Regions from separate parts of the Homo sapiens genome. Here region 2 is linked to region 1. A link is an interaction called in ENCODE POLR2A ChIA-PET data of the cell type or tissue named here. Cell type or tissue: A673. All regions are shown on one strand.

Region 1 (5,000 bases):
GAGTGTTTACTGTCACCTCAAATACCTTTTAATTCTTTCTATTGGTATTTTACATTTATTTAAGAGAAGATAAATCATTTAATTCCTAATTTCAATGTGTGGCTTCAAACGTAAATGTCCCTGAACATGGTACCTCATTCATCCCAAGATATAGAATACCTGATAGCAAGTTATCACTATTATTATTATTATTCTTTTTTTTTGAGACAGAGTCTTGTTCTGTCGCAGAGGCTGGAGGCTGGAGAGCAGTGGCATGATCACAGCTCACTGAAGCCTCAACACCTGGCCTTAAGTGTCCTTCCCACCTCAGCCTCCCAAGTAGCTGGGATCACAAGGCATGCACCACAATTCCTGGCTATTTTTTTTTTCTTTTAGTAAACATGAAGTCCTCCTGTGTTGTCCAACCTAGTCTCAAACTCCTGGACTCAAACCATCTTCCCACCTCAGCCTCCCAAAATGCTGGTATTACAGGTGTGAGCTGCCATGCTCAGCCCTGATACCAAATTTTTGGTTGAAAGTAGCTTAAGGCTACTTTCTTTTTAAAAATTTCAACGAAAAATATATGTGCATATTATATATTATGCTATTTAAATTCAAAATTAAATAGGAAACTACTCTTAACCCTACACAGTTGGTCATCTAGAAAGGACTAATGTGCAAAATAATTATTGCATTGCATTGTGAAAATTCTATAAAGAGACCAATGTAGACACTGCAGTAGAAAAACCATATAGAAGCTGGAACTCCAGGTATAAAGCTGGAACTCCAGGACAAATTCACAAAGGATCAGACATTTATTTTCGGACTTGAAAGATAAGTGGAAACAAGCTTGGTACACAAGATTTGGAAACAGATATTCCTGGTGGAGAAAAAAGATCCAAACATTCTAGATATGTTATATTTCTTGTAACTCGAAAGGAAATGATGAATGGTCAGAGTGTAAAGTTCTGCTGGGTTTATAGGTTTTGAAAATCTAATGTGAATAGGGATTTCTGAGCACCTAAAAGTAGAGAATTTATATCAAAACAAGGAGAAAAGATATAGGAGCAAAAATGTAATGTAACAATGAATTTTTATTATGAATCTTAATGTTTCGAAGTTTGCTTTCTGATTTTAGCACACCTACATTTTATATTCTTATTTGTTATATCAAAAACACTTAAGAGGCATATGATACAACCTCAGTTGTTAGACAGAAAAAGTAACCACAGCCTAGAGACTGTCATTGTAAGGACAAAAGAAAAGACAACTGTCTCAAACACAGCATGTGAGATGAGGCTATAAAGAGGTAATGCAGTAAAATAGTATTGATCAAGCTTCAATTCACATATACTAAGAGGTTTAGGATTTTAATCTTTTATTCTAAACAGAAAAACAATTTAAAAAGCCTTGCTTTTGCTTTTAAAAAAGGTAATTAATAACAGCTTAAAATTATACTAATTAGTGTCCTACTGAATGTCATCAGTATCGAAATAAGCTTCCTTAAGAACAACAAGGGAATGGGGAAGAAACAGTAAAGCAATTAACTGGATTTTCTTCTCATTAAGTTCTCATAATTACATTTTCAGGATTAAATGCACTTATGTGAGGGTCCTGCCATTTTCCTCTGGATAGCGAAAAAGACTTTGTTCAGTCTTGGAAAAGTTGAACTCTTCATTAAACATTAACAAATTAAATTAAAGTTCACCTGGAATGGTGAAGAAAATCATAGTCCCTAAAACTCTGTATTTAAATTATTCATGAATATTTTGTTTTCTATCATACTAAATTTCATTTGCCTTTACAAAACAAATAAAAACTAATAAGTCTTATAACTTATTGTTTTTTTTTTTTCTGTTAGGCCACCTGGGATTAGGGAGAATGGTTAATATAAATGAAGTTTTTCAGTCATGTGATAAAGTTAAAGTACATCTTTGATACTTTTTAGTGTGTGTAAATGAAAGTGGCATATTTGAATACTTAAAGTTCAACATTATTCTATTTTGGTTTTCTTAGAAAGTATATTTAGGAAAGTTTAAAAAGACATACAAGCAATCCTCTCCTCCATCTGAGTTTTAGAACAAGTAAGAGACAAATGAGACAAAAACCTAAAGAAATAATGCAAAAGACAATGCTGCCTTCCTTTCTGTTGAAACTGGTATTTGAGAATTTGACGTATAACTCAGGAAAATGTGCTTTCTCGCATAGAAGTCCACTTCATTTACAGCTGGCTCTTTACATTCCTAACACATGTGAGGCAGGAAATGGACCCGAAGTCCTCCACAGTGGAGCTTCTTATACCTGAGAGGAAATAGCAGGTGTAAAGAAAACCTCACACCGCTGATAACATTATGCCATTAAAATTAGGAATCTTATAAAAGAGAACATCCAAAGCATGCCTATAGTTGGTAGAGAATAAATAATGTTTACCTCGGTCTGTATGTTAAAATAATTTGTAAAAATGGGAACTCCGTGGAAGGAGATGATTGCAATTGCTCTAGAATGAGAAATGTTAAAACTATATTTTTAATGTTTTTCCTGCCTCTAAAATCTACTTTCAATAGTAGCTAGAGTTTATTTCTAAAATACCCCTCATTTCAGTTACATTGTTCACCATCCTCCTCATGATAAAATCCAAGTTCTCCTACATAAAATATGTCACCATAATTTGGTTCTTTATCCGTTTTCATGCTCTCCTTTCACTTCCTTTTTACACTTTAAGGTCTAGCCTTATTGAACTTTTATTTTTTAAAAAATGCACTGTGCTTTAACTAATTTTAAAGCTTTTGGCTATGCTATTCCTTGGGGTTAGAATGATGTTCTTTGGTTTATGTATGTGTCTACATTCCATCTGCCCTTTCCAAGTTTAGACATCAATTCTGATTTGAAGCAAGTAAGATATAAACAAAGGGAGGGAAAAGAAGCAAGTACTTTTTTCTTCCCAACTTTGGTTCACTATGTCTCTTACCTATGTTTTTCTGGAACTTTATATTCTTACTAATTTACCTGTCATCTTGTACTATAATACATATTTACTGCTATCCTCTACTGAAGTTTTAAAGCAGCAAAGAATATGTCTATTTTGTTCACCATTTAACTACAGTATTCAGTGTCTGAAATGTAGTCAGCTCTAAATAAAAATTTGCAATGAGTGAGAGATTGAAGAAATACTTCATAAATAATTGAAGCAAGAAGCAGGAATTTTTACAGGAGAAAAGTGATCTTGTAATATAACTAAAATGACATTTTAAATCACTTTTTTAAAAAACACTTGTTTCAAAGCACTAAAACAATTTTTTCCAATATTTTATATTTAAGACATGAGCATCCATGAATAAATACATGCCATCTGATGGATTGAACTGGTAAAAAATTGGAACCTAGCATCAGGGCTACTCAGAGAAATGTGGCAGTCCCAAGGAAGGGTGGAGGTATTCGCCTTTAGGTTTTCCAAAGAAGATTTACCTAGCAATCAAAATCCATAAGGTAATACATTATTTGCTTGGATGTATCAATTGCTTGTAATGAAATGCTGTGGCAGTTTAAAATAATTTTATATAAAATCATCAACAGGTTAAATGCCTTTGGAATTTGTAACAGGCATTCAGGGAAACTCTCAGGGCAGGTTACAGAAATCCAGCCATTTTGGGGATATAATGGCAGAGACCCAAGCTATAGATAGACTGAAGCAGGAAGCAGATTCTAAAGACAGTCATTCAGAGAAGATAAAAGAGAAATTTTAATTAGCAGCACAAGTATACATGGTGGAGCCTGGGACTCAAGAGCTTGGCAGAAACAATTTATCTCAACGTGGGCATAAGAACAGAGCAGGTCCGGACAGGGCATGGTGGCTCAGGCCTGTAATACACCACTTTGGGAGGTGGAGGTGGTTGGATCACCTGAGGTCGGGAGTTTGAGACCAGCCTGACCAACATGGAGAAACCCCGTGTCTACTAAAAATACAAAATTAGCTGGGTGTGATGGTGCATGCCTGTAATCCCAGCCACTAGGGAGGCTAAGGCAGGAGAATCACTTGAACCCGGTGGCGGAGGTTGCGGTGAGCCGAGATCGCGCCACTGCACTCCAGCCTGGGCAACAAGAGTGAAACTCCGTCTAAAAAAAAAAAAAAAGGGAAAAGGAAAAAGAATAGAACAGGTCTCAGATGTGGAAAAAAAATGGACAGGGACAAAAAGAAGAGGAACGAAAAGCCAATTTTCAAATGGGATCTTGAAGCACACAGAAATACATACCTTTCCATCACATGTACAGAATATCTGTGACTAGTTGATTGCAACAATAAGCTTCAGTGTATTTTCACATTTTAATACTCAGCTATACCTATTTAACCGCTCTGCATTCCTTCAATATCTCTACTCGTTTCTTCCCCATTTAATTTTATCCTTGACAATCATTTAAACCAGATCTCAATTGTATGAATAAGTTATTCTCAACTAGTGGTGATTTTCTCTCTCCTGCAAAAGGACAAAAATCTCAGAATTTTGGCTTGTCACTCTGGGGTGCTGGTGCTCCTGACATTCAGTGGATACATGTCAGAGATGCTTCTACGTATCCTGTGAAGCACAGGACAGTGATACCATGATAAAAGGTGTTCGCTTCCAAATGTCCAAATTTCTGAGGCTGAGAAACCCTGCTGTAGATAATGAAGAGTGAATATCCTAGCAACCATTGTCCTTGAATTTCAATCCCATGCCCATGGAATAAATGGTCTCATATTGAAAATAATCTGAAAAATAAGAGGAAGAGAGGTCACTTGAGAACAGTGCTTCAGGGTAATGCTTATAAAGCTCTAAATTAATCGAATTCTTGAGTTTAGCATAAAAATCCTCAAATTAAAGACCTATTAGAAAAGAGAATTTGAGTCAGGTATGTTCCTGCCATATCTTCATTGCCTCTCAAAATGGTAAATTTCTTTCCAGAGGGAATAGCTGATAATTTCACTAGATAAAAGGTTTTGTCATATTATGCCAGTATCAAAAAAAAAAAAAAGAGAACAAAGCACA
Region 2 (5,000 bases), 360 kb after region 1:
AAATCTCTGGTCCTATCCGTGGGCATGCAATTCAGTCTCAATCAGCTTTACTCCCTTAGACTTTTCTAGGTAAGAGGCATATACTCATTTTCTCTTCTGCAAACTTCAGATAACACATGAGAACCTTTCTAAGTGGTTGTGTTGAAGGCACCTTCACTTGGCTTAAAATGGCCAGTGTACCTGCTCCTATCCTGTTGGACAAGGGAGAAGAGCTAGACAGTTATTCAATAACACACTCCCAAGAAGTCCTCAACATGAATCCCTTCACAATCAGTGTTGCCCAGCCCTACCACTATGTTTGGCTTAAGTCTGCTTAATGGTTGAGAGGCCCAGAAAGCCAAAGGCCACCCTGATGGCAAGTCCTCCATAGGCAGTAAAATATTTCTCCTATAAAATACGGATATTGATACCTAATTCAGTTTAATTATGGAACTTCAGCCTAAACTAAGAATTAAAACAGTCTCCTTTTAATTGAATTAAGTGTGTAAATAATATAATGTTATTGTTACACAATGATGCTTCTCACAGACATCCCTGAAAGCAAGTTCAATAGATTCTTTGATCATCTGCTTCAATAGATTTCTATAAATGACTTTGAAATAGAAGTCACTGATAAAGACTGCTCATCAAAGAAAAAAAATCTTTCCATTTATCATCAGAAAAAGAAAAAGAATGAAAAATGTTTTATTTACATATGACATACTAAGATGAAACTATTCTTTATTGTGGAAAGATTAAATTTATGGTCATGTCTTATAAACAAAAAAAGTCTGAAAGACAAGTATTTAAAACTAAAGATTCATTCATCTTTTCTTGTCATAAGAGATTGAAAAATCATTAAATCTACACTGAATCCCCTTTAGCTCATTATTTTTAAGACTGTTTTATGACTAGCCCTGGAGCTTTTTATGGGAAATAGCTTACAGAAGAAGAAAACATGTGTGTCTTATTTCTGAGAGTTCTTTTGTTGTCCCAATAAACCACCCCAAGGTGTCTGGGAAATTAAAACACTCTCACATTCAAGCTATAGCTCTTACCTAGTTATTTTACTAAAATTCTATGTCAGATCACATCTGATTGTTCATTTGTAATATATAGTTCCTGCATTAATATTCCACTCTTATATTGAGTGGTACCGGCAAGAGCATACATGTAGTTTTCTGTCAAGTCTTAAAAATCATCATAATTATTGTGTATAAAGTTTTGCATATAAATTTTTCTTGTCTAATTTCTGAAATATTTTATTATTTTATTCATTTTAAAAGAGTTCACTGTGTTTCAGACCTCAGGATATAGTAACAGGGTATAAGTTCTGAAGCATTTTTCTAATCTTTACAAAGAAATTAAAAGATGCTTTGCCCAGCATTAATATTTTCATATTTTCCCCATGTACTTATTTAATTTCATTATTGGAATAATTATTTAGTTTACTTTAGATCTTACCACAGTATTTTAGGAAAACTACTGTCATTACTATTGCCTTATGTAGTAAGTAAATTACAGCATGAAATCATATTTACACACCTAAGATGAGTGTATAAGACATGGATGTTCTAAATTCTGTACAAATGTTTTAGGGCCAGTGCCATTAGCTTTACGTTATATTACCTCCTTACCAAAATTTTAGTTCTTTGAGGAAGTAGAAAACTTCTCATTTTTTCCAGGTATGTTATATAAAATTCAGATTAGTATTTCAAAGACATCCAAAAATGCTGAGAGAACTTAGGTCAGATTTAAAAGGGGTTACTGTATTTTTTAAAAATGAAGAACAGGTTCTTTGCACAGGCTTTTGAATCAGATATACTTGGGTTCACAATTCTGACAATCCCTCTTTCACATTTCCTTTTAATTTACTCACTGCATGACCTTGAGAAAGGTACTTAAATTTTCTGGGAACCACATTTCTTATCTTCACAATGGTATGAGATGATGTGAAGAAATAAGAACACTTTTACATGGTTGGTGGGAGTGTACATTAGTTCAACCACTGTGGAAGACAGTGTGGCGATTCCTCAAGGATCTAGAACTAGGAATACCATTTGACCCAGGATTCCCATTACTGGGTATATACCAAAATGATTATAAATCATTCTACAATAAAGACACATATGTTTATTGCAACACTGTTAACAATAGCAAAGACTTGGAACCAACCCAAATGCCCATCAATGATAGACTGAGTAAAGAAAATGTGGCACATATACAACAAGGAATACTATGCAGCCATAAAAAGAATGAGATCATGTGCTTTGCAGGGACATGAATGAAGCTGGAAACCATCATTCTCAGCAAACTAACACAGGAACAGAAAACCAAACACCACATGTTCTCACTTATAAGTGGGAGCTGAACAATGAGAACACATGGACACAGGAAGGGGAACATCACACACCAGGGCCTGTCACGAGGTGAGGGGCTAGGAGAGGGATGGCATTAGGAGAAATATCTAATGTAGATGACAGGTTGATGGGTGCAACAAACGACCCTGGCACCTGTATAACTATGTAACAAAACTGCACGTTCTGCACATGCATCCCAGAACTTAAAGTCTAATAATAATAATAATAATAATAATAATAATAATTTGTTTACATAGAAGTACTGCTTTGATGATTGTATAAAACAAAATAGCTACAGTCTAGTATGGTTTGTAGAAGAGTATTTCTTAAACTTCTTTATGCATTCAAACCACCAGGGAATTTTGGCAAAATGTTGATTTTTGATTCAGTATGTGCAAAGTGGGGCCCAAGAGTCTGCATTTCTAAGAAGTTCCTTCATGGTCCTTTGACTGCTCTTTTGGTTGCAAAGTCCTAGAAGTTTCTCATTAAGTAATATCTATTCTACCTTAATAATAATTGTTTTCTTTGATTGCCAATATGTTCTCATTTTATTGAAAGGGGTTCTGGAAATGCCACCCCAAGATATGCTGCTGTGGTACACTGATTACTTAAACTGAGCGTGCCTGGAAAACAGCCAACACAGAGAGGGCCTTTCTCTGAACTTCCTTTATTTGCCTAATGATGTGTCCTCTAAAGAGAAGTAAGTTATTATCAATCTCCTGCTCAGGAATCGCATCAACCAGCAAAGATTAATTCAGACCATAAGAGGGAAGACTGGAGGTCAGCACCATCCCCAGACAGAATTTCTCACAGGCTATCATCTATTTTTTTCTGGGGGCTCATTTATCTTTCTCTGAGATCGTTCACTCTCCCTTAAATTACTGATATTTCTCCTCCCCTCTCCCCTATAAAGAGGGTGTTTAAGCTTCCAGATCTCACTGGGTTTTTGAATGTTCACTTTTCTTTTCTGTGATGTCCCTGTGCACATATTTGTATACATTTTTGCCTGTTAATCTGCCTACTCTCAGTTTATCTGATGGGGTCAGTTATCAAATCCTCAGAAGATAGAGGAAAAGATTTCCCTCCTCTATACTTTATAAAAAATAACAAACTCTTTCATTTTTATATTAGTAATCCATTACTCTTAGAAGTGTATTTTCTTTTCCTTTTTTGTTACTTTATTATTTTATTTTAAAATGTATGTATTTAAGATGCACATGATGTTTTGATATATGTATACACAGTGAAATGATTACTACAGTGAACAAAATTATATATACATATGTGTGTGTGTATATCTCCTGGTGTGTGTGTGTGTGTGTGTGTGTGTGTAATGAGAGCACTTGTAATCTACTCTTCTAGCAAATTTCTAGTGTAAAATAGTTTAATTAACCATAGTCAGCATGCTGTACTTCAGATGTTTAGAATTATTCATCCTACATGATTGAAACTTTGTACCTTTTTAACCAACATTTTCCAATTTCCCCCACCTCTCTAGTCCTGGCAACCACTATGCTACTCTCTAGCTCTATGAATTTGACTTTTTAAGGTTCTTCATGCAGTATATTTCTTTCTGTTTCTGGATTATTTCACTTAGCATAATGTCCCCCTTGTTCATCCATGTTGTTGCAAATGGCAGGATTTTCTTCTTTTTAAAGGCTAAATAGTATTCACATTTATGTGTGTATGCATATCACATTTTAAGAAAAGAATTTTTCTTGTTTTATGAGCATAAAACTCAATAGCATACATTTCACCCAGTTCGGTGGCAAGTTCTTTAGCCTTTGCCATTTCCAGGTTGGCAATGCAAGCCACAGATTTTGTACCCAGGATATTTCCTTCCCAGAGAGGATGATACTTCATCATATCTGTCCTTGTCATCGGTCATGATAGCTTCCACCAGTTTAGCCAGAGCTCCTTTTTCTTTCGAGGTAACCTGTGTGTGAAGGCAATGGTAGTGCAGGTCTTTCTGTGTACTAGAGTCCAGTCTGGCCTTCCCATAGTTAATGCAATGGAACCACCCATCTTCTGACACAGGGCAGATACATCCAGCTCTGTGGGATCTGTGTCATATGCAGTCACCACCAGCTGAGCCTTCTTGTTCTCCACCAAAGTGGTGTCAGTGCCAATCTCTGCTTCAAGAATAGGAGGTCTCTTAGTGGGACATCCTGTTTACCAGCAGCTTTCTTTTCAGCCTGAACTAACAACCTCTGCTTGTTCTCATGCTTTGTGTCTGGTCTGTACTTGTGGGCCAGCTTAAGCAGTTGAGCCCTTGTTTAGCAGCTCAAGGCCTGGGTGAACTGGTTAATTGCAAGAGCCACTTTCAACCTCATTTAGAAAGTAGCCCTTTTCCAGGGCAACTGGACATAGCAGTGCCATATGACAAGGTGGGTAAGGTCCCTTTTGGGCAGGTTGTCCCGTCCAAGGCCAAAATTCTTAGGTCTTTTCTCTAAGAGGAGATTTACCACCTTCTTGGTCTGCTGCTTCTTCACAACAGCAGGAGCTGGAATCCCCTTCTTTTCCTTGCCCTTCTTTCCTATTGGCATCTTGAGCGACTGAAGGAGAGACTATACCATATATTCTTTGTCCCTTTATCTGTTGATGGGCACTTAGGTTGTCTCTATACCTCAGCTATGGTGAATAATATTGCAATGATCATAG

The links. Peaks named below come from ENCODE experiments on the same cell type or tissue, not always from the same donor. Only the 100,000 strongest peaks of a DNase experiment are listed, where the experiment ranks them.
Region 2: POLR2A ChIA-PET joins it to region 1 with 8 read pairs; 2 of 35 experiments call an interaction of 5 or more read pairs at or near these places.

The regions. Positions count from the first base shown.
Region 1 is chr11:38,083,960-38,088,959 of GRCh38, reverse strand. No RefSeq gene overlaps it. Among named protein-coding and RNA genes, the nearest start is that of LINC02760, 150 kb to the right of the region's middle. In A673, no CTCF peak of the experiment used is centred here; no DNase peak of the experiment used is centred here.
Region 2 is chr11:37,725,551-37,730,550 of GRCh38, reverse strand. It overlaps the pseudogene RPL7AP56. Among named protein-coding and RNA genes, the nearest start is that of LINC02760, 210 kb to the left of the region's middle. In A673, no CTCF peak of the experiment used is centred here; a DNase peak (open chromatin) is centred at 3,000.